Regions from separate parts of the Mus musculus genome. Here region 2 is linked to region 1. The links are chromatin loops, found by intact Hi-C in ENCODE. Cell type or tissue: heart. All regions are shown on one strand. Each heading gives the region's core, and the rest is flanking DNA. Links, peaks and the distances in the headings are about the cores only.

Region 1 (16,378 bases), core at 5,425-13,424:
TAGTGACTTAAGCAAACTTAAACACTACTCTATACCTTGCATAAAAATTAACCCCAGCAAGTTTGAACACAAATTTAGAACATCTATCATAAAAGTTCCAGAAGCCTTGAGAATGAAATAAAACTGTATGTGTTCTCGTTGGCATACGACGGGGCTTATACTCAACCCATTTGTACCCAGTGTTTTAGGGCATTCACTAATGGGTTAGAAGCAAGTCTCATATGTGCAATGATGATAAGTAATTTCCATACAGTTCGTTATTTATTATCCGTCAATTTCGATGAGTCTGGTTTCATAAACCCAGATGATATACAGACACACCTAGTCTCTATCATCTGTATCTCTATCACACATAGTAGCATGATTTCAAACACGGGTCTGTTCATCAGTCATGCTAAGAGTGAATTACAAACCAAGACTAAAGGATATCTGACTACACAATCCTAAATTTGCACTGGTGGTGGGGGGATCCACAGGAATTCACAATATTCTTTTTTCCCCCTCTTTTTAAAGTACACTCTAACATTGATGCCTCCCCAAACTAGAAACAACTAATTCACTAGCAAATTATATCCTTTAAATACAAAGTTTCATATTTGGTTTGCCTTATACTGTAAGAATTCTCTCTTGGGAAAGCAGGCAGTTAATGAGATAAAATTTCCTTCATAAAAGCTTTCTAATTAATAATTAGAAAGAAATGGAAGGACCGGAGTATTACTTCAAAACTATTGGTGAAATAATAGATCTAGGAAATATTAAAATGTCACTGGTGAGTGCTGTATCAGACAAATGGACACTAGCTAATCTCACAATACAGAGGAACAACAGGGCATATCTATATCTTGGTGGAAGTACAAATACATTTATAATGTACTCTGGCCAAGAAACATCAATGCCGAATCTAATCCAGTCCATAGTTATAACTGCAAGTTCACAGAACATTGAAGGGACATTTAGAAAATGTAATTGACAAAACCCACAAAGCAAGCAGCTCTGGAGCAAATAAAAATAGTTAACTTAATTAACACTATTTAGGGATAAGAAGAGTCTATGAGAGACAGGAGTATCAAGTTAAAACACATTATTCAAACAAATCCGTTATGTATAGGACTTTTTTTTACATTTATTTATTTATTATATGTAAGTTCACTGTAGCTGTCTTCAGACACCCCAGAAAAGGGCATCAGATCTCATTACGGATGATTGTGAGCCATCATGTGGTTGATGGAATTTGAACTCATGACCTTCAGAAGAGCAGTTAGGTGCTCTTAACCGCTGAGCCATCTCTCCAGCCCCCAGGACTTTTTAAAAGATGATGTAAACTAGTCACACCCTCTGCAGCACAGGCTATGTACACTTGAAGGCTTTGGTTTTTGTTAGTTTTTTTTTATAGAGTTGCATAATAGAAAAAATTGATATTTGACGCTTTTAAGAATTACTGTCAATGTTAGGGGTATAACAGTAACATTGTGATTGTACCTAAAAACTGACAGATATTACACTAGGGGGTGATAGTTCCTTTTGAGGTGTAATAATATATCACCACTGGCTATTATATGCCTCCCTTTTAAAGATACACAGTGAAATATTAGCTCATATAGATTAAAATAGAAATATATGTGTTTAATTGTTTATATAATTTTATTTCCCTTGCCCTGAAGTTTTTCTCTTCTTTTTTTTCAATAGGCTTGTAATAGAACCTAGTTATACATGTGGTTGTTGGTTTTTAAGACAAAGTTCTTCTCTGTAGCCCAAGCTGGTCTTGACCTTGGGATTCTCCTACCTCTACCTTCAGAGTGCTGGAACGACAACTCATACCACAATGTCCAGCTTCAACTAGCTGTATTATAAAGCAAAGTGAAATATAACCCCCAGTTAAGTTTGATGCACACTGCTAACCGAAGACCACCCACTCAGATCATAGCCACTTTAGGGACATTAGTGAAAATAAAAGAACGCAGTACTGACTTGCTGCGGCTTACCGTGACATTGTTTCCCATCAGGAAGCAGAACAAATCCTGTGGGGCATGTGCAGTGATAGGATCCAGGGGTGTTTTCACACCCAAGAGTACAGCCGTGATTCTGAGTGGCACATTCATTGACATCTGCACAAGGACAACAGCCACCCATGAGTACCCTTGAAAATGAATTGTGAGATCCCGAACTGACACACAGTAGGGCATCTCATGCTTGCTTCCACTGCAGATCGCCATGGGAGGGTTCTCTCTCCAACCCTCAGAGAGGGCGACAGAAATCAGTTCAGTGCTCACAGGAGTCCTTTCTATCAGCCCAGAGTTACCTAGAGACCACTTTCTCACAGTTTTAGACAGGATTTATCCTTTGCTAAAAAGTTAAGACAGGGACTGGAGAGATGGCTCAGCAGTTTAAGAACACTAACTGTTCCTCCAAAGGCCTGAGTTCAATTCCCAGAAACCACATGGTGGCTCACAACCATCTCTAATGGGATCTGATGCCCTCTTCTGGTGTGCCTGACACATACATAAAATAAATCTTAAAAAAAAAAAGTTAAGATGAAATCCTCTAGAAAGCTAGGAACTCCTTTTTGTGACTCTGAGAATTGATCTGAGGGTCTTATGTGTGTTAAGCAAGCACTCTATCATCTGTCACTGAGCTACCTGTCTCTCTCCCCCTTCTCTGTTGGAGAAAGGGTCTCCCTATGCCTCCACAGCTGGCTTGAACTCACTAGGAAGCCCAGGCTGCCCTTGAACTGCAGTCCTACCATTGAAGCTGGGGTTAGAATATTTTAGCCACTTTAGGATATTTCCTGTTTTGCTTTTGGTCTTTCCCCTCCTCAGGAGGGACACTTCTCAACAACTCTGCTCTGACTGACATGTCAGGCTTCAGTCCTCTGCTTCCTCAGCATCAGCTGACTGGGCATAAGCAAGGGACTGTTGAATGTGTATACCACTGCGCCTTCTAAAAAGCAAGTTACTTCTCCAGGGCTCCAGAGCTGATTACAGTGGACCAGGAATTTCCAAACAGGAGGAGGTCTAGATAAGCTGGATTCCGTTTCCTGGGGTTCTCTCTAGATCTCATGTGTGGTTAGATAAGTATGGAATACTCTCAAATCTGGTGAAAATTTAAGAAAAGAAATTGCTCATCCTGATATTTTGCACAGTCAAAATAAAAGAGAGAAGGGGAAGAGAGGGAGGGGGAGGGGGAAAGAGGGAGAAGGGAAGGAGGGAGGAAGGGAGAGAGAGAGAGGTGTTGACTGCCCACTCAGAAACCCAGAAACCAATGGCTCAGTTGAAGAGATGGCTCAGAGGTTAAAAAGCAATTGCTGCTCTTACAGAGGACCTGAGTTCGGTTCCTAGTACCCACACTGTGTGAGTATCCACATTGTGTGGCTCACATTCTTAATTACAAGTCCAGGGGATTCCATGCTCTCTTCTAGGCTCCACGGGCACCAGGCATGCACGTGATGCACAAACATGCATGCAGGCTCTCGTACAAACAATATAAAAAAAATAATAAATCTTTTAAAAAAACTAAAGAAAATCTTGGCCTGTTATCAGCCCCTCAGCAACTGCCTAATGGTTTGCATCTAGCAACAAAAGTCTACAAAACAAAAACAAAACTCGAGAGTATAATAGAAATTAAAACAGAAGAAAAAGTTCTCTTCTGGGGAAAGAAGGAAGGGAGGGAGGGAGCGAGCAAAGGAGGGAGAAGATTGAAGTCTGTTCTTCTTGGAGGCCCTGGACACCCCCCAGCCCCCACAATACAGGCCACAGACAGACACACGCACTTCTCTAGCGGACCTCCTGCCACTTGTCAAAAGGACAGCTTCTGGCGCATGCGCACATTACCTTCGCAGTACTTCCGGTCTCGGCTTAACGTGTAGCCCTCAGCGCATGCGCTCGAGTGGGACTTGGGGTCTCGCTCACAGAGACCGAAGCGGCATGGTCTTCCCCTCTGTTTGAGAAGTTCGGGGTCTAAAACAGAAGAGTGTTTACTTCAGAGCAAATGGAAATGCGGTTTGTTTTTTTTTTGACAGAGGGCCATGAGAGAACTCACTGATTACAGCGGAGCTGGGGGTGGGGCTAACCTCGCAGTGACGTCACAGCGGTGCCGCTACAGCCTCGCTCTGCTCCAATCAGGATCTCCCTCCCTCCCACCCAATAGTGGTCAAGCCTCTTATTTGCCTAATCGTAAGGCTCCTGCTGTCGCTCAGGGGCAGGGCAGGGCATCCTAATTAGCTGGAGATGGTATTTAGTTTGCAAAATGAGCATAGCTTATCAGAGCCTTCATTTTGCTTTACATTTATATATTAAAACTATGCATACTATATCTTTAAGAGTTTAAAAACCTCAAACCTAACAATGTGTTTTTCTTGACTGAAATACACCTCAGGTCTGATACTTGACTGGTTTTATGGTCATTATTTAAAGAAGCAGGTTTCATACTTCATACTATTGGCATATGCCTCACTTCTGAATATTGCATTTTACTGCTGCTGGCATCCAATGTGTCATGACATATCCCAGGGGAAGTGTAAAGTATACTCACTGAACCGGATGCTTGGGGCAAATTAGCCAGAGTTGGGTTAAGTCACGTTTAACTGAGTACTACTGTTACGTGTGCTTATTACCCATAAACTGAGGCTTAGGTTAAATTCACTGTGATGAATCGTGGCTTGTATGGTAATTTGACTTTTCAGACCCAAATGTCAAGAATGAACAACGGTATCATGCAACCTTTTCAAAAGGTTAACAAGAACTTTGTCCATCTTGCTCCCTCCAACATTTGACCAATTTTAATCGTAGACCCTTTGTAAAGAGCTTCAGAACTTCTGTAAAGTGCTTTAGAAGTACAGAAGTAAGCCTATGGGTGAGTGAATTTTTTTTTCCAGAATGCTAGAGACCTGGGAAGAGATGAAGGTAAAGACTGAAGATTGGGGGTGGGTGTGGAGACATGGACCTTTAACCCCAGCACGCTGGAGTCGGAAGCAAAGATAAGAGTGTGTCTAGCGAGACCCTATCTTTCAAAAAAAAAAAAAAATTCGGCATTGTCAAAAGATCAAATTTGAATGAATTTAGCTAAATGACTTCTTCGTCTTTTATTATCAATCCATAAATCGAGCAGCAGTGAATCTAAGCCTCCAGAGGTACTGTGCTGCGGGAGGCCCAACAACTGGCCTTAGTGGAAGGGGGAAATGGCAATGTGAAGAACAGCTTGGGTGGCATCAGGGACTCCCCTTGTCGGAGTTAAAACAGCGCGACTGCTGGGGAAATTGAACTGTGGGGGACTTGGCTATCTCTGGTCTCTCTCCTGATTGCTCAGGTTAGATAAACAATCGGTCACGTGGAACATCATTTACAGTTGGGTCTGTCCAGGATCTAGGGCAGGTTTGCACTCAGCCTAAGCCAGTGACCTCCTGTGCATTCATACATCTTTATTCAAAGACACATAGAAAAGGGAACCCCAGGTGTCTACCTATTACAGAATCTAGAGGGATTCTGATGCCACAGTATTCAAAATATACTTTTAGAAACTCTAGCCTAGTGTACCACATGTCAGTTGCAGGTAACTACTTTTAACTAATCTGTCTTATATTCTTAAATATTTCTAATTTATTCTTTCAAATAATTAAATGCACAATCTTGCCAACAAGCAATACAATTTCAACAACACTTATTGGATATGTTGAGTTGCAGTGGGTGCTATTTTGGAGATTAATTCTAAAATTTTGTTTATTCTCTGTGGTTTTATGTCAGTTATACACACATATTATTCATATTTCTGTGCTTCACTTAAGCTTTCAAAAATTAGGATACAAGCAAAATTAGGGGGCTGAGGGTGTAGATCGCTGGTGGCGTTCTTGCCTAACTTGCAGAAAGCCCTGGGCTTAATCCCCAGCACAGCACAACACTGGGCACAGCACACAGCAGTATACGCTTATAATCTGTACCCAGAAGGCAGAGGCAGAAGGAGAATAGTTGCAGTTCATCTTCAGCTATGTAGTAAGTTTAAAACCAGTCTGGGGTACAAGTCCTTGTCAAAAGGAAAGAGAGAGGGGGAGAAGGAGGAGGATTGTGAGGAGGAGGAAGAGGAGGAGGAAGAAGAAGAGGAGGAGGAGGAGGAAATTAACTGTCAAGCAAAGTTAAAAATAAAAGGCCTCTAATAAAAGTGAAGGAAGAAAATTAGAAATGTATAGTTATTGGCAACAAAATATAGTCATTCCAACTTTAAAAAAATCAAAGCATAAAGCATGTGTAAGTTTTGTAACTTTACAAGTGAACACTATAGTCCAGAGGAGTCTGCATCGGCCTCTTAATGGCACCAAAACGCCACCACTTCCCTAAGGTAGAAAGAAGACAATGCTCCCTATAAATAACTCCTTATAAACATCTTTTCAAGTCCAGCGTGGTAGATAATTATAGGATTAAGAACCATGAAAACCAAGTTCTGTTTCTGTCTTTTACAACAAATCACTTCATATCTTTGACCTTCGATTCCAATCCATGAAATAGAATCATTGAAATAGATACTCTCTGACACACCGATCTCTCTATTTTAAATCTATTTCTGGAATGGCAAGGATCAGACTCAGGGCTTTGTAACACTAGACACGCGCTCTACCACTGAACTACACCCCCAGGTCATTTCCCCCCTTCCCAAACAGGGTCTTGCTCGATAATCCAACCTGGCCTCAAATGTTCCGTCCTCATGCTTTGTCTCTTGAGTGTTGGGATGATTGGTGTGAACCACAACACCCAGCTCTTCTTTTAGAAAAAGATATGATTTTACAAAGAATTGTTTATAGTAATTCCTCTACATTTAAACCTCAAAGACGTCAAACTTAATGACTGCTTAATATATGGTAATAAAAAAATCAAACTGATTGATGAAGAAAACATTGCAAAAAAAAAAAGAAGAAAAAGAAAACATTGCTCTGTCGGGTAGAAGAGGCATGCTGGATTTTATTCTAGTTCCCTATTGTCTATCATACTTTTAATTTCTATTCTATTGGACCATCATCTGGACCATCATCACCATCGTTACAGTTACATACACATACACACACACATTAAAATTTATCTTAGCTACCTGTTTATAATTGATAAGCGTCTGGGAGTAAGTCATACACTCTATTCATATTTACTGTTTCAATAGAACCTAGAGTAATGCCTTTCACAGTGTGTGTCCAGCAGGTGGTCATTGTACTTGCACCCCTGTTTGGTTGGTCCTTGAATTCCCACTCAACCTTACTGATAAAACTGAGAACCTGATAGCTCTCCTCTGCCCACTGCTGGTGGTTTCCAATGATATTCAGTATTAATATAATCCACTCCCCGATGCTGAACACAGGCGGGGAAAATGATCACTGTTCTGTGACTGTGCTGATCGTGCAACATGAATTCAGATGTTAAACACCTGAAAAGTCATTGCAGGAAGCCGCCCAACACAGGGCTGAGAGCTGTATTTTTGCTAATCTCCTTAAGCTGCCATTCTTTAGCTTCCAAATCAGCCAAAGCTAACACTCAAAATGCCGCTGCTGTCCTCAGGTAACACCCCTCGCAGCCCGTCAGAGGGCTTACTACCCTCCAGATCAACGGAAGCTCCCAATGGTGGAGTTTAATGTCCACAGCCTTCAGCAACTACTAGATACCTGCCAAGCACACAGGCCGAGGTGAGCTGTTCTCCAGTTTAGTAAGTCACATTGTTCCTGGCCCATGGGATTCCCTAGCCTTGTGCCCCCCACCCTATGTGCTTCATGCTCTGTTTGTATCTTAAATTCTGAATTCCGTGTAACATTCACCCCATCGAGAAAACTTTTCTTCTCTTTGTTCAGTCCATTTACCCCAAATGAGGCTTTTTTTTTTTTTTTTTTTTTTTTAGTTTTTGGAAGGAGGGTTTCTCTGTGTAGCCACCACCACCCAACCCCAATGATTCTTACAACTAAGTATTTGGCAGTCCCTAAATATTTAGCACATATCAATAAAAATTAAGAGTACCATTTTTATAAATTAAATTATGATACTTAATGTTTAGAACAAACCCTCAGAATGTTTACAACAAATAGTATTTTATAGATTAAGAATTTTGTCAAGGATCAAATAAGTGTAGAATTGTGACTCAATCTCACACCTTCTGAGTGCTTTTTATATATGGACTCTGTGTGTGCGCTCATGCACGCCTGTGTGCCTGTGTACATACGTACTTAGAATGTTACAGTGTGTTAACCTCTGTAAAACCTACGATCACATTTTGATTCACTTGCTTATTGCCTTTCTTACGTGTAAGTTCTCATAAATAACTGCCTGAGCCTCCTCAAAGGTTCTGCAAAGTATGTAGTATAGATTTGGGGAATGGGCAAGGGGGTTCTCTGTGAATACACACACAGACACACACATACAAAATAAAGACTTGCCGTTTTGTGCTACTGGAATTTTAAACTGTGGTTTAAAAACAAAACAAAACAAAAAGCAATCACCCGAACAGGATTTGGCTACTTGCTATTTTTATCCTTCTGGATTCCTTTTAAGAATTAGAATGGAAAGCAACCAGTGGCTTTGAAGGAGTTGAAAAATAGGTGTTTTGGGGCCGAGGATGAATGGAGCATTTGCTGGTGTGTACTAGTTCCTGTGAGCAGCTGGGAGAACTAGCATTTATGACACCCTCCCTTTCTTATTTTATGCCCATTACTGACAAGCCTGGCCATCCCATACAGTGAAGGTGGGGAAACTGAGGTGTGCATGAGCCTGCTCCCCTGTCCCCTGTGTCCCCAGTCGCACAGTGGCCTTGCATCCCAGGCCTTCAGCGGCAGCATCACCCCAGAAAGAGGAACCTAGTGTTCATCTTTCCTATGCAGACAAGCCTCAGATGAGCTCCTCTGGTGAGAGATACTGCAGGGCAAGTATCAAGAGGCTAGTCACAACCGATAGAAGCATGCCAATCACTTAGAAAGGAAAAGCCATAAAAGATGCTTTGGGTGGTTCTGGGAAACAAACTCTTTCTTCTTCAAACATGCACGTCTGGGAGAGCATCAAGTTTCGAATTTTCATTTCCTATACTAGCTCCTTGGAGCAACGCTATATTTGATATGGAAAGATTCCTCTGTGTATAGGAATTCAAGCAGATAAATGGTAGATAGTGATAGAGGGGATGGCTTCACTCTGAGCTCTTAATTAAAAAAAAAAAATGATGTTAGTGACATAGGCACTAATCAGCAGCGTCTAAAGCCATTGTGCAAAGGGCAGAAGGGAAGTTTATAGATGGTAGACCGAGCTGGCAACTTCTGACCTGCTGGTTAGCCAAAACCTGACCGGGAGCTGGCCCCTGTGTGTCTGTCAATTGGTACAATCGGAGGGGTGCAGTGCCGCCTGCAGGCTTATCCAGGAAGTGTTCCTAAAAAAATACTGGCTCTTAGGCTTCTGGGGCCAATGCTCCAATTCTGAGAACGACAAGGGAGACAAACATGTTAAGCAACACCAAAGGTGTGGAAAATTCAGAAAGTGGACAGCGATCCAGGACAAATGAATTGTTTTCTCGAACAAACACAGGACAAGGAAAAGCTACAGGTTAAATAATCTGAGACCCCATCAGCAGGCATGCGGGAAAAAGCAATGTATGAGCCCTCACAGCAAACAAGGAGCCATAAAGACATAAAGAGCATCTTCAAGTATTTAAAAAGGCATTTCAAATGGCAGCCACTTGGCAACAGGAGAGTCCTGTACTGTGAGGCTGGCTTTGCTTGAGCCAGGGCTTTCTCGCCAGTGGCATGGATCTGTGACACTTGTTAAGATGTGACAGTAGCTATGAGTGACTGAACAATCCATATTTTATTTTAAATGTCTACAAGTAGTAGCTTACAGAATTAAAGAAAGTCAGTGGTGTTTTGTGCATGAAGTCATTGTCAAATCTTTCACACCATTTGGAAGACTGGTTCCCCTACTGGCCAATGAATATGCTTTTGAGACTCATAATCTTAAACCTCAGATCTACATCTAAGGAAAACAGAAGAAAGAAGAAGAACAATAATAAAATTAGACCCTTTGCTAAATAACGCCTGTAAGCAGTCAAAACATAAAGTCTTTAGAAGTTCACCATTAACACACCATAAATAGTGTGCACACAGAAGTTCATTAATACTCCATTGATAGTGTGCACATAGAAGTTCATTAATGCACCATTAATGATGTGCACAAGGAAGTTCATTAATACATCATTGAGAATGTGCACATAGAATTTCATTAGTACACCACTGATAATGTGCACATAGAAGTTCATTAATACACCACTGACAGTGTGCACATAGAAGTTCATTAATGCACCATTGACAGTGTGCACATAGAAGTTCATTAATACACCACTGACAGTGTGCACATAGACGTTCCCACACTGGGTTTAGTGTAATCCTATAAGATCAGGGCAGCAGGGAGAGACCAACTTACCTGGGCTGACACAAATGTGAGTTAAAGTCTTTGTTTGGAATCAGCTAGAAGGAGCTCAGAGTGGGTAGGGCATGGGAAGGCTTTTCTGTGTTTAAAGTGCCTGAAAGGGGAAGTGTGAACTCCGTGGTCTCTTTAACCAGCAGGAGGAGTAAATGGGTAGATGACAGGTTTTCCCAAAACAGTTCACAGAAATCTGTGCTATGACATAAATGACCAATGGAGTGAGAGTCCATGTGGTCAGGGGGGGAGATGCATAGCGTCAATCACCCGCGTCAATCACCCTGAGTTCCAATCCCAACCCCACCACACTGGAAAGCACCCGAGATGTGTTTTTAGTTTCTAAAACAGAACTCAAAGCCCACCCTTGTCCATAAAGTTATCACGAAGTTAGACGACATAATCTAGGGAAAGGCCCCAAGTAGAAAACTCTGGGGACAGTCAATGAGTAGGCCTGCTGCTCTTAGACACAAAGGCAGTGTTCTGAGATATCACCTATCTTGCAAACTGGTTCCTTCTAATTTAGGGGGGAGCACGCCAAGGGTGGAGTCGGGGTGGGGCAGCGTCCACATTTGTTTTTTCCATCACTAGTTAAAATCCTCTTGGCTTTGGAGTAGAGTGGAGAGCTGTATTCCCTGTCTCCATTGCTAAGGAAGTTTAGAGAGACTGGCAGTGACAGCTAAGCATGCTGGGTGCCATGTGATTGGAGAACTTCTCCAAGAACACACTCTCTGCAAATATGTTCTCAGAACTCTGGGGTGCAACCACTAAGTTGGTCAGGAAAGGTGTTCTCGAAGGCAGTGGTGTGGAGCTGTTTCTTGGAGGATAAGAAGAGGGCCAAGGAAGAAAAGGGGAGCGAGTGGAAGGGAAGAGAGGAGAGGAGGGGGGGAGGGGAGGGGAGGGTAGAGTTTGGTTCTGGAGTGTGCTGACTAGCCTGGCAGAAAGGAAGCCCTTCTTGGGAAGAATGTCAAACCTCTGAGGCTATCTGGGACAGGGAATGGAAGACACCATGGTACAAAATGAAACACAGACCCCCGTGACGTACAAAGCCATGAAATGCACAGAGGGGCCAGTGAGGAGACTGTGCATTCATTGCTGAAAGCTGTCAAAGGTTTTAACTAAGATGGGACAAGGTCAGATTCTCACCTGTGGAGGCTGTTGGTCCCTGCAGCCTAGGAAATGGAGGTAGGGTATCTAACTTCCTAGGGAGCAGTGGGGGAGGGGGAGCTCTGGGAGGGAGCACAAGGAGGTTTGCTTACAGGTGAGGAGTTGTTAGAATCTGGAGGTTGGGGCATTAAACAGGGAGGAAGGGGCAACGCCTGGATTTCTAGTCTGAGAGATGGGATAAGTACTGATCCCTTTCACTGAGCTAGAGAGACTAGGTCAAAGTTCACAGGTCCATTGTTTCCTTTGGAGCAAAGACATCCAGGGAGGATGCTAAGAAGGTGGAAATGACAGCCTCAGTGAAGATTTCCTGCATCCGCTGTCTATGATGTCCTTGGAGGATGCACAGAGCAAGTGAGGAAAGAGCTCAGAAACTCTCCAGCCAGCTCATCAGAAGCTGCAGGCTTCTCCACCTCCTACCCAGAATGAGAAGGCAGTAGCATGAAGCGTCTGCAAGTAAAGTCAGCCTGTCTTAGCGAAGGAACGAAGGATGCATGCGCATAGATCAGCACACCAATCTTCCCCGAAGAGCTAAATTGGCTTTGCTTCCGTGAGTGGCATCTCTGCCAGGGTCAGATAGAGTCTTCACAGGGTTGCTCCCTTTGGGATGTTATGGGTAAGTCCCAAGTGGTTTGACTCTATCCTCTCTGCATCTTTCCTTTACAAAACATCTTCGCAGCTTAAGATGTGTCTAAGAGCTCAAAATTGGGTGTGCACTAGAAAGGACAAATTGAAGTCATGGACTGATACATAAGAAATCTAGTGGGAAACTGCTCCAAGCTCATTGGTCCTTAGTACATCTAACCGTATGTACCATCCCACTCAGGGAAACTCAGCCTGCTTAAACAACTTGTTGACCCCTGCGTCTCAGTTATTTGACCTCGGAAGGATCTTTCCAGAGCTCACATACAAATAGTTCATTAGATTCCACAGAACTAGAATCTTATAGCGCATCCTTGATAAGGAACGGCTTAGCCATTGTCAAGAAGAAATAAGTTCATGAGCCCCTTTCTTTGCATCAAGTACTTGTGTTTCATTAAAAAATGACACCAGCCAGGTTACTTAATTTTTTTTTCTCACTGAAGTAGCTTCACAACCAAATGCCTTCTAAACCCAGCTGGTACTGACCACTCTCAGGGAAGCTCTAATTACAGACAAACCTGAAAACGGAACCCAGCAGTCTCCAGAGACGTGTGTCTTTACAGTTAAAAGGTATCTGGCACACTGAGGACCTGATAAATATGGTTATTTTTTCCCTAGAGGAAACAATGATATATTTCATATGTTTCCTCTAACACATAAAATCAATAAGTGTGTTGGTCTTCCCATGTCCCAGATGAAAAATTCTTGCTTTCTAATGCATTTAAAACAGTTTAAACATGTTAATGATGGCCAATGTGGCAATGCTCTTGAAATCCAAAGGTGCCTTGCACACGGAGTATGAATGAAGGTCACACCTACGTCAAAGACGGGAGCTAACTCCCAGTGCCAGCAGCACCCCAGAACCAGGTTTTGCTGGTTTTGCACTGGCCTTGGCTTTCCAGTCATGTGGTTTGAGGCTGCCCTCAGTAAATTCTAATTTTTTTCTCCTGAAGTTCATGCTTTCAGTGACCTTACTTGAATCCTTATCAAAAAAGCTGGACAAGAATCAGGGATTCTGGAGAGAGGCTTTGCTTACGGTAGAGAGAATATAATCTGAAGTACTGAGCAGGAGTTCCCCCCAAATCCATTATCTCTCGAGCTAAGAGCTGAGAAAAGGCCAGTAGGCATTGACTAGCCGTCTAGTCATGGAAAAGCCACTCCAGGTCTTCAACACATGAGCTAGGACATAAATACAATTATTCCAAGTGTCGTGTCTCACAGTGCTACGTGATGGGCCAGGACAGTAACATACATGGAAGCACACTGGAAGGTAGAAAGGCTCCATGGAACACGGAAGAAGATGGCGGCGATGGCCGACATCCATAGCTGTTACGTAGTAAATGAGAACAGTTAGCTGAAACCACTGAGACTAACGAACACCTCCTCAACACTGGGTTTCCTGCATATCATCAGTGAGCTACAGCCAAAGGCCATGAGCCGGCTTTCCCCGGGGAAGAATCTGAGTGTGGGGGTTCACATCCTTCCCCTGGGGGCCAGTTTTTATTTTACGAAGTCACTGCCAGGTTGTTGCCATTCAGTGCACCACTCACTATAGCTCCCAAATAATTCCTTTCTCCGACCTCTGCTTTATGAACTGAGATCAGTGGTTAAAAATCAGAGCCCTTCACTAGTAGCGACGTATTTTCACTCTTTGCCCACCACTGATTTTCCTACCCACGGAGGCCACCAGTGGGGACTCAAAGGAGGTTTTCTGTCACGTCACTTCTCTAAAAACTCGTCCTTGAAGATGTTCTCTAAGCGGCCACGTGCTCAGATGGGTCTTTTTCCATCAACCGATCAAATAGCACCTCACACCCCATCTTTGCTCTCAGTGTGTCTTTCCTTGAACTCATTACAAGGTGTTACTAGGTCTCTCTACCTGCTCTTTTTAAAAACTCTGTTTCCCATCTCTTAATACAGAACATGCAAGCACATCATGGCAAACCATCTTATTTTGTTTTATTATTTGGGTTTTAACTACCACGCATACAATGCTTATTCAGAAGAAAGCAAATCTTAAGTAGTAAATGTTAGCCAAATAAATGAATCATTGTCTAAATCTAGTCACTGCCCAGCTTTAATTTCCTTAGGAATCCTGTACGTCTCCCTCATATAGATGAAGGCAAATGCTAATAAATGTGTTTTTCTCTCTTTAATCTGCCTTATTACAGGACTACATTTTAGCTAAGAGCTGATGGAGGTTGAAAAAAAAAATCCCCTCCTACACACCACACTTCCTGGTCGTGCTTGAGCCAGTTCATAAGAAGTGAATATGTGCAGGTACCTAGTGACTCACCAGGATCCTTAGCAGCGTCCTCTGTCCTGGGCTGTGCACGAGGGTGTACTACCATCAGTTTTCCAGGTGTCACAAAGGATGGATGGAGGTTAATCCTGACCGTGTCCTTCCCCGTGTGTTTGTTGGCTATCCAAATCGCCTTGCTTTTCAACACTGAGTAGAAGATCCGATCACCAAAAAAGGCCATTGAAGACAAACTGTGCCTAAAAACAACCAGAGAGAAAAAGGGGGTGGAGTGGGGGAGGGTTAAATAACAGGATACGTATTACTTGTATTTTTAAAGCCGAATCCCCCACTTGAATTTTCTTTTGTTTGTTTGTTACTTTTTTGTTTGTTTTCTTGTTTTTTGTTTGTTTGTTACTTTGCCTTTATTTCTCTCTTTGGTTTAGGAAAACATATTCCGTTTAAAAATCTGACTTATGTCATTGTATCCAGAACTACTAGGATAAAATGTTTACTTCCACTTGACCTGTTCCTCTGTCACTGGAGTGTGATGAAAACGGAGATGAAACCTGGAATCGGCTGTGAGTGGAGTGCTGGATTTGATAGCTTCACACCAGGCTAGGTTTCGCTTTCTCCACAAGCTGGCTCCAGAGCAAGTCTCACGAGAGACAGTGCTTCCCAAATAAATTGGGAAGTGAAGGAGAAGGACAAAGATGATCAACCGGTGGGAGCTTATCCTAGGCTACACACGTTGCTAAGTATTATTTGCGTATGTCCCCAAGTATTATTTGTGTATGTCCCTCTAATCGTTACAAAGACACCAACAAACGGGGACTGTTGCCAGAACCCCATTAAAGAAAACCTAAAACAGGAACCATTAAGGACCAAATCCAAAGTCACTCACCTGGTGACTGTGTGTAAGCAAGCACACCCCGTAAGTTGACAAGAGTCAAGTTAATTTGTCACTCTAGCTTCAAATGCTCCTTTGCTGCATAGCAAAAGCAAAACCTACCGTGCTTGATGCCTGATAAGACGGACGGAGCCACCCTCATAATCACAGGAATGAATGTAAGCGTGGCTTCCTTCGCCACTGTCCTGAACCCAGAAGAGCCGTTTGTCCAGGACATCCAGAGTCAGCACCGATATTCCCCCTGTCTCCAGCAGTGTTTTTACATCAACACCTTTGAGGTGTGCTCTGTGAAGGCTGCCGGTCACCTCTGAAGACCAAAACATCAACCTGGAGATGAACATATCACACACAACCACAACTGAATGAACAGCCACTGAAGTGGGGGCTCTCGGGGCTCCCACCTCTGGTGTCTGCCCAGGGGAGTCTGACTGCTTTGAATGGGAATTCAATTGTGTGTATGTATCTCCTACTGGAAATGCCGTGGGATTTCAAGTGTGAAGGATAACCAAGCTTTTATAGAAGAACATCAGGCAGGGAGAACACCTAGTGTCTCCCAATCCAGCCACTTGTTTTGGGGGGGAATGGTGCCTGTGTGTTGTCAAAGAAGACCTGCATCTCACTCAGGAGTCCTGTCAAGTAACACAATGTACTAATCTTGGTGAGATTTGAAGCTCATTTCAATCTCCTTTAAAACAAAACAAAACAAAACAAAACAAAACAAAACAAAACAGATTTTTTACCTCTCTATTGGATCCACTGCTATATTTGACGGATGTTTTAAGGAACTTAGAAGAACTCGGGAATTTTTCCCTGTCATATCTGTTACGGTGATGACTCCGTTCTGTTGGTCTACCCAGAGAACTTCATCATCTATCCAGTCTATGGCCAGCCCAGACACCTTCCTCTCTACATTGCACACTTTCTGCAAAACCAAATTTAAACATTAAGAATATTTCCAATTCACAATGAAATTGCTACTTCATCACACGTTGAAAGTCTGTCATCTTAGTA
Region 2 (16,378 bases), core at 4,245-12,244, 1.5 Mb after region 1:
TTCATAAACTGAAACTCTGCTAAAAAAAAAAAAGTAAATAAATAAAAAAAGATAATATGAGAGCTAGAATTACAGTTAGTTATGAGCCACAAGATGTGGGTGCTGGGAACCAATTCTGGGTCCTATGCAAGAGCAGGAAGTCATCTTTGCCATGGCTCCATCTCTCTAGCCCCAAGCAACACAATTTAAAAAGAAGGTAAAATAGCACTAAGCTATTGAAGCTCCCATCTGTGTCAGCCCATTGTGGACAGAGTGAGCAGGCAGTCTGCAGCCTTCTTATGATTAGTCATTCCCACCTGTATTTCTTCCTCAGCAGACAATGGGTTTCTCCTGGGCAACAACCACATCTTACCTGCCACCCAGCACACGGGAGACACTTCCTAATAACAACACTGGGGTGACAAAAGCCTCAATTTGTGTATTATTCTAGAAATGAATGTTTAAGAAACCGTTACTGGGGCTGGAGGGATGACTCAGTGGTTAAGAGCACTGACTACTCTTCCAGAGGTCCTGAGTTCAATTCCCAGCAACCACATGATGGCTCACAACCATCTGTAATATGATCCGATGCCCTCTTCTGGTGTGTCTGAAGACAGCAACATAAAGAAACAAATCTTAAAGAAAAAGAAAGAGAGAGCGAAAGAAAGGCAGAAACTATGACTGCCTTTTGCTATTAGAAACCTTTACAGCAACCTTGGAAATGTTTTAGAATTGTGAGGCATCACATCATAGCTTGCAAAGAACAGTAAGAAGAGAGAAACAAGTTGAGAGCACAATCTGTTTCGGTGGGCGGGCGGAGGATGGTTTTTCCACCGCTGGTGTCCGGGATGCTGGTGAAGGAGAAACAGCTGGACAAGCACTGAGTGCTGCCTAAAGAGAAACTCCTGGTCTTTGTGCCCTTTGACCGCCACGCCTGTGATTTCCAAGTGGACTGTGTTTAGCTAGTCTAGCCGGTCAATGTGTCAAAGGAGCCCTGGTGTCTGTTTCTGTCTGGAACACGGGAATACAGACCCAGCAATTCCATCCATCACACAGGAGACTTAAGACATTGTAGTTTCTTCCCTATTGTAAGGTTAGGTCAGCAACCCTTTTACTGTTCAGGTTATTAGTTACAGATCACTTGGCATGGTGGCTGACAGCGGTGCCTTTCAAATTGTGTCTAGCCATGAACCCCTTCTCCATAGAAAAACATACATTCGCTGATAAACAGAGCAAAGGTCAGAGAAGAAAGGACAGCTGAGTCCACTAGGAGACGTGTGGATGTTAAAGTCCATCCGAGAGCACACTGGGAAATCCCTAACCTGTCCCATCCATTAGAATAGCCGCTGCCAATGCACTGCAGATTCAAAGTTTTAAACTTGTGTGTCTGATCTAGAGTATCCACAGAGCACAGGAACCCAGAAGGGGCTCATGAGAGAAGAGAGCGAAAGAGGCCTTAAGGAAGGCAGGGGACAGAGTCCGTGTGATATGAAGGTGGAGGTGGGGGAAGTATTGGGGAAGGGGAACTTATGGGATAGGAAGCAGGAGAATGGAGAGAGGAGAGATGGGAAAGAGGTTGAACAAAGTGAAAGACATATGAAAAAGCCTTATAGAAACCCACTACTCTGTAACCTAATTAAAAAATAATGGTTTAAAGAAGAATTATGATCAGAGGTATGTCCTACATGGTGGACCATACCTACCCTTCCAAGAAGATGTGGGTCACTAAATGAAACCCAGTGCCAGGAATGGGATATCGCCTTACCAGTTATGGTCAGAGAGGCCATAGAGGATCCCCAAACACTGAAGAAACTGTCATTGCTCTTTGTTGCCCATCCTAAGACACTATTTTACTGAAGACAAACGATACTTCGGTTGTAGGACAGAGAGAGATCAGGCTGAGCCTGGCCTGAAACCTTCCTCCCTGTTGGCTAGTTTTCACAGGATCAGAAAGCACTGTGCAGCCTCCTGAGAAAGAAAAAGTCGTCAATAGACTTCCCCAGGGGTAGACCTGCATGATACACGAAAAGCCCACCTGGCAAGATATGTCCTCCGTGCAACTGTGGGATAGCTATGGGGAGGGGAAAGCAACTGCTTTCTGATTTGATTTGAGACCCACCTTACAAGAGAGAATTCATGCCTGCTACAGTAAACTTGGTCAAAAGCCCACAGCAGGTGGGAAAGACCTATTCTGCTAAACGGACATGTTGTGAACACCCCTATAAAGGTGATGTTTATGCCCATGGAGTGGCGCTGCTGTCAACCTTAGTCAGAGAAGCTTCATCCACAGTTAATGCAGACCGGTGACTAGTCAGGGGGCTAAGAATAAGTGATCAACCCTAAAAAGAACATCTGTGCTGACCCTCTACACACACACACACACACACAAGGCTTGGGGAACATGGCAGAAGAGAGAGAAAGAAAGCATATGCAATCTGGAGGACAAGGAGTCATGTTGTCCTCTGGAAATGACGGGGCCTAGCATTCACGAGTTCCTATCAGCTATGGTTACCTGCACGAGATCAAGCCAGAACATATTCCAGCATGGTTGGGTGGTGAGCTAATGAGACTCCACACCCCTGGCTGAGGAGCCTCTGACAAGTGTTAGACACTGGGGAAGGGGGAGGCATTTTTTTTCTTCAGAAGTATGGTCCCTGGTGAGTTGCCCAGGCTCTTGCTGCTCAGCCTCACACCCACGTGTACACACACAGCTCTCTCAGAGTGTATTCAGTAAGATATTCAAAGACTGGAGGTTACGAAAGCAGGAGAGGGCGCAGAGGTGGAGAGGGCCAAAACGTATTGTGTGTACGCGTGAAGTTACTAAATACTAAATGAAAATCAGAATAATAGTTATCACATTCAACAAAAGTGTAGGCAAGGAAGTGGAAAAGGATTTTTATGTATTGTTGGTGGAATGCAAAAATAATACCTTTATGGAAAAAACACTGAAATTCCTGAAGAACCTAAGAACAGTACTACTGTATAAGCAGCATTTTCATTTGGGGGTATATGCTTACGGGATTAAAAACTGATAAAGCCACCAGATCTTCCTTTGGAGGTAGCTTAAGGCTTCTCCTGATAGTTCAAGAATAATTACATTAATAAGGAGATACTTAGAAAACATTTCAGGCAGCAGGCATGATGATGGCTCAGCAGGTAGGGAGCTTGTTGCCAAACCTGATAATCTGAGTTCAAATACCCAGGACCCATGTGGTAAACTGAGAGAATTGACTCCTACACGGCTCTTTTATGACCTCAGTATGCATTCCCTGGCAAGTGCACATGAACATATGTACGTGTATACACACACACACACATCCACCACATACACACACACATATACACACAAACAAACAAATGTAAGAAAGCTGCTATCTGGGTGCCAACAAAGCAACTTGGGCTTTCTGAGTTCCATAATGACACTGCCTGGCCCACCTAACTGTCTGGAAAGGATGGAGCTGGAAATCTGGAGTTAAACGCAGGAGTGGAGGCCATTCTGGGTTTGTTTTGGTTTCCCTCCAAAATTATTCAATGTTGTAACATTGGACTTTCCTTGGTCCTTTAAGTGATGGTTATTTAAGCCATTGAGAACTCTTGTTTTATATTACAGTGGCCTGAACACTCACCGTAAGACACTGAGGGCAAACAATATGGAAAACACACAGACACATACACACACACACACACACACACACACACACACACACATGCACACACACAGAGCTATGTCCTCAGCTCTAAGACTTTCTTGGGGTTGGTGGAAAGCAGGCTCAGCCAAAGGGGAAATATTTTTAGACAAGGGTGCTTCAGAGCTGTAAAAATAGGTCCAGTGAATAGCACACTTGTCAAAGTCCCTAGTACTCGAGCCAAAGGAGCAAGCAACTGTGCCAAGAAGTAGTATGCTGGATTTGTGTATCTTTGCAAATGGATCATAATACTGAATCAGGTTCTCTGAAGGGTAACCTACATGGTAAATTCAAGAAACTAGCATCACCTGGCCCAATACCTGGTCTCTCCACACTCTCAGCACATCTCTAGCCAGTGCCTCTTGGGACCCTGCACCAGAGGGCTGTACTTCATCAACATCCCAGTCTTTCCACAAACTCCCAATGTCATGATTATCCTCACATCTGACTTCTGACTGCATCCCAGTCTTAGCACAAATACTCAAAGGCAGGCACTGTCCTCTGACATCCGTGGGTTTGCTGTGATACTGTGTGTGTGTGTGTGTGTGTGTGTGTGTGTACACTAAATAATAAAATAATGTAAAATACAAACCACACTCCTGCAGGGACCCCAGTGCCTGCTCTCTCACACTTACACCGCTCACCAGACACCAGCAGTATGAGCTCCGAGTTCTAGCAGAGCTGGCAGTGAGGCAGGTATATGTATGTGCCTAAGGCAGAGCAGCAGGGAGGACTGAAAATGATTAGGAGAAAATGAGAAACCAAAGCAAGGGACAAGTGACAGCTAAAGTAGGATACCATTACCACAAAGAAAAAACAAACCTGACAGCCCCAACCCCTTACTCCCTGTAGGAATGGCAGAACTTCCAAATATACTCCAGGTCGGAAGGTGGATCTGCCATAGGGCTGAGCTTTGATCTATATAGAGAATAACCTTATAAAGAACCAAGGAACTCAGGAAAGCCGGGAGGACTTAAGAACGGCATGCCTTAAGTAGAAAAACCTACTGGTGCGCTGACTGTGACAGTGTATGCCTTCAATCCCAGCTCTCAGAGGCAGACGGAAGGGGATTTCTGTTGCCTCAAAGCCGATCTGGTCTATATGGTGAGAGTTCTATGCCAGCTAGAGCTACCTAGGGGAACTAGGGAGAGAGGGAGGGAGGAAGAGAGAGGGAGGGAGGGAGGGAGGAAGAGAGAGGGAGGGAGGGAGGGAAGAAAGGAAGGAGAGAAGAAGGGAGGGAAGGAAGGAAGAAAAGAAAAAAGGGACAGAATAGCTGAGAATAAAGCCATGGCCTTCATAAGGAACATTCCAAAGGAACACGGATGATCCCGGAACTATCCCAGTCTCCTGTGATACTAAGACTTCTAAGTGTCTATATTTATTGTTCAAGAAAACTTTAACTCATTGTAACAACAGAAGTTAATAAGGCCAACAACTTCACAGAGCTCTGATTATTGTTCCGTTAAACACCAAGAAATTCAGAAGTGAGGACGGTGAGAGGAGATGGGATTGAATTCAGAAGGTGGAGAGCAGCTTTCCAGTCTCTCCGAGCATCTATCCAGTCACGGAGCATTGCCCCAGTCACGGAGCATTGCCCAAGAACGAACGACTGCAGCAAATGTTCACCTGTAGCTTAGAACCTGAAGCTATCTCAATAGTTTAAAGAGCTCTAAAGAAATAGACACTATTTAGAACAGGTGTGTGTGTGTGTGTACACGTGCATGAGAAGAGCAAAGGATAACGTATGGGAGTTGGTTCTCTCCTACCATGAGGCAGGGTCTCTCTTGTGGCTTCTGCCATGATACATACTCCAGGCTGGCTGGTCTTCTAGCTTCTAGGTGACTCTGCTGTCATCACCTCCCATCTCCATGTAAGAGAGCTGGGACTAGCCAGCACATCCTTTGCGTTTTGAAAAGGACACACATGTTCAAACACACATACACACAGGCACACAAACCACACACGTTTGGTGGCTTTGGTCAGATGAACTTACTCCTGATCTTCACAAGTTCAAATATTCTCCACACCCCCAAAAGTGTGAGATGTAGACCACATTGTGCCAGAAAGTCTCTCAAACCTTATTCCTGGTTGGCCCAGTGGCTGCACACAAGTCATGTAATGAAGTGTATGAGCGCTCTGGACAATTCTTACAAAGACAGTGGGCTAAGCCGTGCTTAGAACTCTTCTATCAACCTGAGAAGCACACAGCTTGCAGCTTCCTCTTTCTCTCTCTACAAAGCAAAAAGCGATCTGTCTCCACTCAAAGTTCATTTAATGATACAAGCCATTTTGCCTCAAGAGAAATCAGCAGTGAGAGCCACAGGCAAACACATAAAACAAGTCATTGCTCTTAAACATTAACCTGCAGGCTAAGAGGTTTGGTTTGGGTTTTTGTTTTTTTTTTAATTTAAAACAAACAAAAAAGGGCAGGCAATGTAGACACTCTTAGAAGGTACACAATCACTAATGGCCTATACTCTGGCTAAATGTAACTAACCCTGGACCTCATTTGTCTAAAATTACTTAACTATTTGATAAAATGCATTGGGTGCGTACAAAATGTATTTACACCCCTTTCCATCCCACTCAGCACAAAATGGAACACGCCGATTAGTTAAAACTACAAACAGACTCTCCACTGACTTAGACCATTTCATAGAGTTCAGAAGAAATGGCAGCTGAATGTGTGATGCAGGGTAACCCTGATGCTACTTCGAGTTTGTACTTTTATGGCTTCACTTGGGTGGAATAATTAAATAAAAGGTGCTGTCCTTCTCAGCAGCTCGTGAGCAAACTGCACTGTCTGTCAGCTGGGATCTGTGTCAGGGTTAAGCAAGATATTTCCTACCTAAACCCAAGGCTCCTGCCTCAACATGGAGATCAGGAACAAAAGGGGCCTGAGGCTAAAAGGACAAGAGGACAGATGGCAGCAATGGTGCCAATGATCACAATGACACTTCTGGCTTCTTGGAGCTATATGCTATGTGTGTGTCAGTTAATTCCTTTATTGCTTTTCCATATTCCTACAGACCCTCTGCTCTAGAGAAACTGCAGAGACCAAGCAACTGCTTTACTGTTTCACCAACATGCAGATCGCCCAACTGCCTGCGCTCAGCACATGAATTCATCACTCATCCCTGGTACCAGAGGCAAAAAAAAGATTTACTACCCTGAACCAAAAACTGTCCATTATGGATTTTTTTTTCAAAAAGGAGACGGCATGATGGGTGGAGAGATAACTCAGCAGTTAAGAGCATTGGCTCCTCTTCCAGAAGATCTGGGTTCAAGTCCCAGTTCTCACATGGCAGCTCACAACTGTCTGCAACTATAACTGAGTTCCAATTTTAAGAAAGGAAGGAAGAAAGAAAGAAAGAAAGAAAGAAAGAAAGAAAGAAAGAAAGAAAGAAAAGAAAGAAAGAAAGGAAGGAAGAAAGGAAGGAAGAGGGAGGAAGGAAAGAAGAAAGGAAGGAAAGAAAGGAAAGAAAGAAGGAAGGAAGGAAGGAAGGAAGGAAGGAAGGAAGGAGACAGCACTAACTAGAACTGTTTGCTGCAAGGCCAAGTATAAGAAATGGACCATCTAAACCACTGGAACATAGTAGAGCTATTAATCAGGAAAGCAGTTTCCCCTGCAGGATCAGAATGGTCACCTAAAGTGACCCAGAGGAATGGCTGTTCCTTATGAATGCCCACTATTTAGATGGTGGGTGTTTGTTACACTTTTATTCAAAAAGTTCTGCTAGGAGTTGCATAGCTTTTCCTCTCCCCGCTTACATTTCCATAGGAACTCCCTGATCCAGCTGCTCGAGTATTTAATCCACAAATCCCTGATGCCCATCCTTGTCAATCACTTTAATCCACTCGTCTCAGGTCAAAGTTCGAGCACCTTACCCAGTTAATTCTAAGTGCTTCCCGTGCTTCAACACACTTTCTTTGGATAGACACAGCATCCACAAGACACAGCATCCTGCATTTGTGCAAAAGCTGCTAGATGCTTTCTAATTAGTTTCGAATCCAAAGCAGTTTGGGGGGAGGGGAGGAGAACCCTATTATCTTGTTAATAAGATGTTGCTTAAACATTGTTTAAGGGATACATTGTTTTTCTTGGACCTGGACAACCAATCTCATTCCTCACAGCCTTGAGTTTTTGTGGTGCAGAGGGATACAGCAGACTAGCTATATTTTCTCCAGCATAGCCATGTATGGTTTTTGTTGTTTAATTTAATGGACTTTGGAAGGAAGTGCAGTCAAGGCTAATAAATAGCAAGCATGCAAGTGTGCATTTGGTTGGGAAAAGACACTGACCTGCGAATACCCTCCCTAATTAAAATTAGGTAAGCCCTTCACTGCCACAACACTCAAACTGCAAAGGCCTCAAAAGATACGAATATAATAGCAAGTTCATGGAAAAAGATCAGAGCTCTCTACTGTGTGTAGGAAGTTAACTCTTAAGAGAAAATGGTACTACAGACATCGCAGTAGCCAAACTGCACAGTTGATTTTGAACTGTGCCTCAGCTGGCACCAGGCAAAGTCCCACAGAAGCCGATCAGAGATTAGAGACGTCTCAGAGCATAAACTATGCTTATCTCTGTCGCCCACTCTCTTGAGGTTCAGAGCTGGACAAGCACGCAGATTTCAGCACCGGGCACTGGGTCAAAGGTCAAAGTTTCCTGGCCCAGGCCTGGGCGGAGTCCCAGCAACTCCACAAACTCCCACTAGGTGACTTTCCAAACTGTTACAAAAGTGAAGGCCAACGAAGGAAACTTGTGGGAGAGGCAGGACACTTGGAAAGAAAAGTGCCCAGACCAACACCCAAAGAACTGTAAAGAAAAAAAGAAAGAAAGAACAAAGAAAAAACTTATCAGGAAAACTAAAAGAAACCGCAGCCCAGGTCTTGGCGAGCGGATTCCTGTCAGATCCAGGCAGTGAGCAAACACTCTGCAACTTTGCACGCACAACTGTGCACAGTTCAGCTCCAGTGTGCACGCGTGCACCAGCGCGCTCCACCGAGCCTTCCCCGGCCCGGCAGTTAGTTGAGAAGCATGCACGTAAGGATCGGGCCGAAGGCTGTAGTTCTGGGACACTGAAGCATGCTGCACCTTCTCGGACTTCATCAAACTATTTCCACCACACCCGGGGCGCGAGGCCCGCTCACCTGCGCGATGCCGGCGCCCATCAGCCCGCCGCCGATGACGGTCACATGCTTGATCAGGATCTTCTTGGCGGCCGCCGACGCAGAGGAAGAGGAGGACATGGAGCGCAAGAATTGCCTGGTCACGAACGCCATAGCTCAGTGCAGCAGCCGAGGAGGAGCAGTGGGGACAGCGCGAGAGGTCCCGGAGCGTCGTGGGCGGGGTCGGCGACGTTGGGGGCGGGGCCTCGAACACGCCCCACCCACCCGCCTCCTGCACAAGCTGCAGGTCCACCCCGCCCCCCCCCCCAGAGGGCGGTGCCAGGACTCAGGCCAGCATGGACTCCGGCAAAGCAGGGACCCACCAAGAGACAACCTGTAGTTGCCTTCACAATCTGGTGGGCTGGAGTTGTGATCGTGAGAATTGTGTTTAGAATGAGGACGGTAACCCCGGATAGAGAACACAGGAAGGGAAAGCCTGGCTATTGGCCAACTTTCTGCCTAGTACTGTGCTAGTGATAACAGAATTACTGCTGGTTTTACTTCTAAGCGTTCATCTGGTGCCCCCAAACTCACCGTCCAGAGGAAAGCCATCCGCCTTTCACCCCACTGGAAGAAATGATAGTTAATCCTGTGTGCAATGAAGCTCCCTGCAAAAGTCTCATCTGTGTCTCACATTCTGCAGAATAAAACTAACTTCCTGTCTGAATGTTAGAGCTCGAGTCCAAGTTCTCTCGGGCTGTTTCTAGTTACCCACCTCTGTATCTAACTTAGGTTACATCGAACTTAAGCAATGTGTTGCCTAGCAGACCACTTGCTCCCATCCGTCCCAAACTAAAACAGTTAAAACAACAACAACAATAACAACAACAACAAAAACAAACAAACAAACACCGGCATAAAACCCTAGGAAAAGAATTACTTGTTCCACTGTAACCTGCCTGCCCAGGGTCTTCAGCAATGTTCTGTAAGCCGATGGCTTTATGACCTTCTTGCTCTGTAGCTATAAAAAGTTTATGTAACTCTGTCAGCAGTGAACCTTGTCCTTCAGAATTGTTTCCATGCCTGTTCCCTGCCTCGGGCTCTTGCATGTGGCTGGGAAGAGACTCTCCTGCACTCCCTTTGAAGCAGGGGCTATGTTTTGCATTGACCCTTTGAATCTTATTTTTATATTTAATTCTTCAAAATAAGCAAAGCCTACTGAGTGCTACATTCCAGCCAAGTCACAAAAATAAAATAAAATAAAAGATACTAGGAACGGAGGTAGAAGGCTACCCACAGAAACCCAACAGCTTGAAGAATGAACACGTTTATGAAGGAAGGAAGGAATGTGTACAGCAGTCTGAGGAAAGATGCAAGACAGAGAGGAGAGGCCCCTATGGCTGAGTTGCCACTGAGAGAGGACAGCACATTTCCAGGAGGCTTGATGAGAGGGTTGCAACTCTTAGTTGTCATTTGGAAAGATGAAGTATAATCCAAGTTTGGTGCTGTGATACTATAATTTTCTCTTTCTTTCTTTCTTCCTCCCTTTCTCTCTTTCTCTCTTTCTTTCTTCCTCCCTCCCTCCCTCCCTCCCTCCCTCCCTCCCTCCCTTCCTTCCTTCCTTCCTTCCTTCCTTCCTTCCTTCCTTCCTTCTTTTCTTTCTTCATCCTTTCTTGTTTCTTTCTTCTCACCAGTGTATTATCTGTGCACTGTATGGATGTACGTCCGAGGAGGCCAGAGAAGGGCATCAGTTTCCTGAGCTTGGAGTTAGAGATGGTTGTGAGCCATCATGTGGGTGCTGAGAATCAAGCCCAGGTCCTCTGAAAGAGCAGTCAGCGCTCTTAACCACAGAGCCATCTCTCCAGCCCTATGATATATTCTCAAATGATATCTCTGTTGTAATATTTCATGTGTACCTCACACCCAAGGTAATGTACGTTTTCAGATCTCTGCTTTTCCTTGGGAAAGAATGATAAATGGGTCTTGATCCACTTGTGCTGCTACAACAAAACCCCCAAATGTCTCCTGGGAGCAAGGCAAACCCAAGTCAAGGTGCCATCAGGTTCATTTTCTGATGTCGACCCACTTTTAGCTCAAGGATAGTTCCTTGTATCTGCAGACGGTTGAAGGGTGTGATGGTGAATATTGATTGTCAAATGGAATGAATCTGTAGCCGACTAAGAGAGCCACCTCTGGAAGACTCCATGGAGGTATTTCCAAGAAAGGTTAACTGAGGGGAGAAGATGTCCTCCCTGAGTGGGCAGCACCTTATACAGAGTGGGGGTGGGGTGCACCCTAGATATAAAGTGATCTGAGAGAGAAAAAATAGACTTCCTGCCTGCCTGCCTTCTTCTCCTGCTGGAGAATTCCTCTATTCTGCTGTAGCTGCTGCAGTCATCCTTCCCTGACATGAGCACCTAACTTAGGCCTTCCAACATGGGATGAAGTGCAGGCTCTCTAGGGCTCCTCCAGGCCTTCAGCCAGACTGGGACTGCTGATGCAACCAGCCTCGCAGACTGAGTGGCTGTGACAGCCTCAGCCTGTCCAGTGGCAGGCACCACTGATGGACACTCCAGCCCCGCTTGTGTAAGCAAGTCTATTAAGTCACATCTCATAACGAACATTACCCTGACAGCCCTCCTTCTAGAACAGTGTTCTCAACCTGTGGCAAACCTCCCTCTCCCAAAAATACTTACAACTCATAACCGCAGCAAAACTACAGTTATAAAGCAATAAAATAATTTTATGGTTAGGGGGTCACTACAACACGAGGAACTGTATTAAAGGGTCACAGCATTAGGAAGGCTGAGAACCACTGCTCTAAAGAGAACCATCTGGGGCTCTTTCTTAAGCCACTAGCCCACCCAATCACCTCCCAAAGGCCCATCCCTAAACACTTCTACATTGGGTTTTAGTGTATGCATCTGAAGAGGACCCACAAACACTACTGTAGTACTCCCTAGTGACTCTCAAATCCAAGGCCATCTGTGATAAACAAGGGTGCTGTGTAAAGAAAAGAGGCGGGTGGACTGTGAGTACAAGGCCAGCCTGGGCTACATGGCAAGACTCTGTTTAAAAAAAAAACCAACACCCCAATAAAACACAGGGAAGGCCAGCTGCAGAGCCAGGGTCCTGGTTGCTTTACTGAAGGAAGGGCCTGGTACAGAGCAATAGGTAGATAACAGTGCAGTCTCTGTGGGTCACATAGATGGATAACTGTAGTACTTAGAACACAGAAGGCAGAGCAGCATGGTTTGAGGCTGGGGAGGTGGCTGGGGGGTAAGTGTTTGTTTGCTATGAGAGCAAGGAGACCCTGAGGTCAGATCCCTGGCACCTATGTAAAAAGGCACCTATGTAAAAATCTGGCTCTGACAGTTTGTGCCTCTGATCCTAGCCCAGGGAAGGCAGTGAAAGGACAATCCCAGGGGCTTGGTGGGCAGCCAGTGTAGCCAATCGGTATGCTCCAGCTTCAGTGAGAGACTGTATCCCTGAAGAAAGCAGAGAGGGATAGAGTGGCAGGGGTAACTGTGGGAAGCCACATGTGCCGTTGCAGGGTGGCACTGGCTATCGCTGGCCACCATGCATACATAGGCAGTAAAGTTTTTTTGCCAAGATGAGGTTTTGAGAATTAACCAATCAGATGAGAGACAAGTTAACCAGTCAGATGAGAGACAAGTTAACCAATCAGATGAGAGACAAGTTAACCAATCAGATGAGAGAGACATTAACCAATCAGGCATGAGACATGCAAATGAGGTGGTAAGCATAACCCATGCATTACCAATCCGGGTGTGAGACACGCCTCTCCTAGGCCTATATAAGCAGCACCAGTTCTGGGCTTGGGGTCTCTTCGCCTCTGCAATCAAGCTCTCCCAATAACCGTGTGCAGAAAGATCCTGTTGCAGCGTCATTCTTGCTGGCCAGTCGGGTGCGCGCAAGAGGTAACCATTCTGCATTAACCCGTGGCCCCCACGTGTGTACTCTTGAATGTGCCTGCTTACACATTGCATGGGCATACCCACACATATGCCCCCATACCCACACATATGCCCCATACACAAAAGCAGCATATTTGACACCGCAGCCAGTGGGCTCTAAGAATATCAAAGCAGGCACTAGTAGACCCTGTGACCCATGGTGATGGTGGTGACCAGGCAGAGAAAGCTGGGCCGACAGCCTTCCCTCTGCACATATACAGAAGGGCAGGATTTGGTAACAGCCAAAAGCATTGATCAGGGGGTCAAATTCATTGAGTATGTTGTAATTTTTTGTTTGTTTCTTTATGGAAAGAGAATGACCTCTGGCTTTGGGGGAATGAATGAGAATGATACTGTCTTTCTTGTTTTGTTGAATAGGTTTTAGCTTTCCTATATCAGTGTGATGGTGTGTATATGCTTGGCCCAAGGAGTGGCACTATTAGGAGGTGTGGCCTTGTTGGAGTTGTTATGTCACTGTGGGCATGGGCTTAAGACCCTCATCCTAGCTGCCTGGAAGTCTTCCACTAGCAGCCTTCAGATGAAGATGTAGAACTCTCAGCTCCTCCTGCACCATGCCTGCCTGGATGATGCCATGCTCCCACCTTGATGATAATGGAGGGAACCTCTGAACCTGTAAGGCAGCCCCAATTAAATGTTTTCCTTTATAAGAATTGCCTGGTCATGGTGTCTGTTCACTGCCGTAAAACCCTAAGACCATCAGAAAACAAAAAGTTGTGATTCCAAGAGCAAAACCCAGAGAACATCGAGCTGAAGGTTCACTTACTGAAGAATCCATGATGGTTGACCTTGCCTAAGGTTTCATGAAAATAAATTAATTTTCATAATTAAGAAATGTGGTAAGTTTGAGAAAGCAGAGTTCTCTTTTCACACAGCCCACTGAGACCATCCTCCAAATGACAGCCGAGCCGAGCGTTTGAATAACACTTGGGCTATTTTTACAAATAATTTTATCAGTTTGAGCTTTTGGAGGAAAAGGGTCACGGCTGACTTCAGATTATGAAGGTTTCTTATTGCAGGTTTTCTTATCCTGTCTGCTGTTGTCCCTAAGCCAGCTGCGCTTTAATCACCTGGGAAACCTTTCTCTCTACCCAGAAGCACAATGGCTCCAACTCACAAGTTAACGTTTAGGAAACCTAAAACATAAGATCTCTTGGGAACAAAGTGGTTTAATTCAAAACAAAACAAAACCTTAAAGGTGAATTTACAGGAAATACAGTGGTGCGTGGTAGGGTTGGTACAGTCTGGATTAAAGGTTCGAAGCCTTCGCATATCTCACCTGTGCCCTCGTGGCTGTGGGATTTATAGATCAGGATTTTCCCGTTTCATAGCTCATAGGTGGGCCCTCTGAGCTGTTGCCAGTGGACTGCTCTCAGCTGACTTTCTCTAAACCATTTGTCAAGATAAAAGAAAAGAATTACCAAGTAGGCCAGTGGGGAGGGTGGTGCAGTGCAAACTCCTCCCCCACCCCACCCCCCATTCCCCCCAAGGAGGGAACAGCTATGCACTACATCTTTACAAATGAAACTCTGGATTTGTTTTCCTTAGATTCCCGTGGACAAACCTTTGTGCTTTGAAAGCGAGTCATTCGCTCAGCCTCCTGAAGAAGAGCGACGAAGGGAGTCACCTTTCTGAGCAACTTTTATTTACTTTTGATCTTCAACATTTATCTTGTGTGTGCTTACATACCACGAGTCACGCATGAAGGCCACACGGCAACTTACAGAAGATGGGTTTCTCCTTCTATCCTGTGGGCTCCCAGGTCATTAGGTTTGGTAACGAGAGTCTTTTCCCTCTCCACCATCTTGATGGCACTTGACTTGCTCGTGTTAAATGGTTGCACATGGAAGCAGCCAACACACATTCAGCCGTTCAGGATGTTTGCCATTGTTCTAGGTGTTTTGGGTGAGTTAAGTTATGGAATATTTATGGTAATCCCACGAGGTAGCCTTCTTTTTTTTTTTTTTTTTTTTTAAGCCGAACACAATTTTAACTGTACTCAGGGAGACACAATCGCCCAAGCCCTTGGGGTCACACGCAGCAGAGGGGCGACAAGGGTGGCGCCGCCTAGGGTGGGGTGGAGAGGGCGTTCGTTTGCAATCAGACTCCTGGGCGCTACATACAATGTCCCATTCTCCCTTCTAGGGCTCTGGGGTCCTCACGAAGAAAGGTTGTGCCGGGACCATGCGCCCAAGGTCTGAGGATGTCCTCTGCGACCTGCGTCAGGCGCTGTGGGTTCAGGCCCAAATAAGAGCGCCTGGAAGTAGACGTGGTCTCTCTAACCCCTGGTGTCAGTCTTTACCCTTCCTCTTCCTGGAGACCCGAGAGGCCACGATGTAGAAAGAGAGGCGGGAAAGCCCGCACGGAGCTGCCCAAGTGGGGCGGTGGGGCTCAGGGAACTCTAAAGGTGAGAACTGAGGGTCAGAAGCCTGGGGACAATCCTTTCCCCTCCACGTGCAGCGGGGACACCTCCTCCCGGGGAACCCATCCAGCTGCTCCCAACCTGGAGAACAAAGGGTCTGGGCAGTAGCCTTCTTTAATACACAGGGAAACTGAAGCCCAGATAAAGAAACGTAGCCGGGATTGGACAGAAAGTGTTGGAATTGGAATGTGTGTGTTTTCAAGGCTCAGGTTCTAGAGCTGTTTGGTCACCAGGGCAGTTCTCGGGGCTTTCATGTTATCCTCTAAGGGTGAGGAAGCCAGGGTTTTGAGTGGTAAAGCCACTTACAAGCTTACCTAATACAAGTCAGACCCGGAGCTGAGCCTACTCCAAGGCAAGGGCCCATGCTTCTCATAACCCCATACTCCTTAGGAAGTGCCCTCGCTTCTCAGTGGGGAATGGGCAGATAGCAATGGGCATTACATATGTGGAGAGCATCGTGCACGTGGAGATTGTTATATATGTGGAGAGTGTTACTCATGTGGAGAGTGTTATACATGTGGAGAGCATCATATATGTGGAACGAGAGCATGATACATGTTAGAACAGTGTTGTGGACTGGACTCAGTGGGTCCCTCAACCCGAGGGTAATTAGGGTCCTGGTATTCAGGTGGGCAAGGAGTTGGCTGGGTGACAAACAGACGTGAACACAAGGGAGTGTTGATCTGAATGTAATGTCTCAAAGCGAGCATCAGACTTATATTATAGAAGGAGACAAGGAAGTTAAGTGATACATTAAGGCCATCCAAGGTACATTGAAGTTATCTGATGCAAAATGACTTTTACAACAAAACAGAGGAATGCATACATAAAACCTAACAGGAACCAGGCAGTGTTTACAACTGAGATTAAAAAGCAGCCCCAACTAAGGTTGGTTTATTCTTAGAAGCCAGGGGCAAGGGCTTCATGCCCTCGCCATAGTTTCAATTCTAGACTATTGTATAATCCACCTTCCCCTTAGGCCATTGTAAATTCCTGTGTATGGGAGTGACTCAGCTATTGTTCTAAGTATACTTTGTAGACTAGCCCTGAGATTTCTAGCTCTATTCCAGTAAATTGTAATGTCTGATTTCTTTCACTGTCTGTCAACACTGGAGGCTTTTCATCTGAATGAGTAGCATTCTTACAAAAATCAAAGCCCAAGGTCGGCTCAACGATTTCCTAGG

Evidence for each region. Hi-C counts contacts between places; a loop is a spot of excess contacts. Peaks named below come from ENCODE experiments on the same cell type or tissue, not always from the same donor. Only the 100,000 strongest peaks of a DNase experiment are listed, where the experiment ranks them.
Region 2: a loop joins it to region 1, with 4 times the contacts of the local background. A loop is called at or near these places in 2 of 42 quality-filtered maps.

The regions. Positions count from the first base shown.
Region 1 is chr3:129,721,288-129,737,665 of GRCm38, forward strand. Egf (epidermal growth factor) reads right to left here. Exons shown (of 24, transcript NM_010113.4): 3 at 16,108-16,289; 4 at 15,470-15,694; 5 at 14,515-14,717; 6 at 3,828-3,953; 7 at 1,983-2,105. Among named protein-coding and RNA genes, the nearest start is that of 6330410L21Rik, 24 kb to the right of the region's middle. In heart, for the core only: a CTCF peak has its summit at 9,342 (motif pointing left); no DNase peak of the experiment used is centred there.
Region 2 is chr3:131,263,057-131,279,434 of GRCm38, forward strand. Hadh (hydroxyacyl-Coenzyme A dehydrogenase) reads right to left here and starts at 9,045. Exons shown (of 8, transcript NM_008212.4): 1 at 8,820-9,045. The coding sequence starts at 8,951. In heart, for the core only: a CTCF peak has its summit at 8,382; DNase peaks (open chromatin) are centred at 8,335 and 9,035; H3K4me3 peaks cover 2,419 bases; H3K27ac peaks cover 2,021 bases.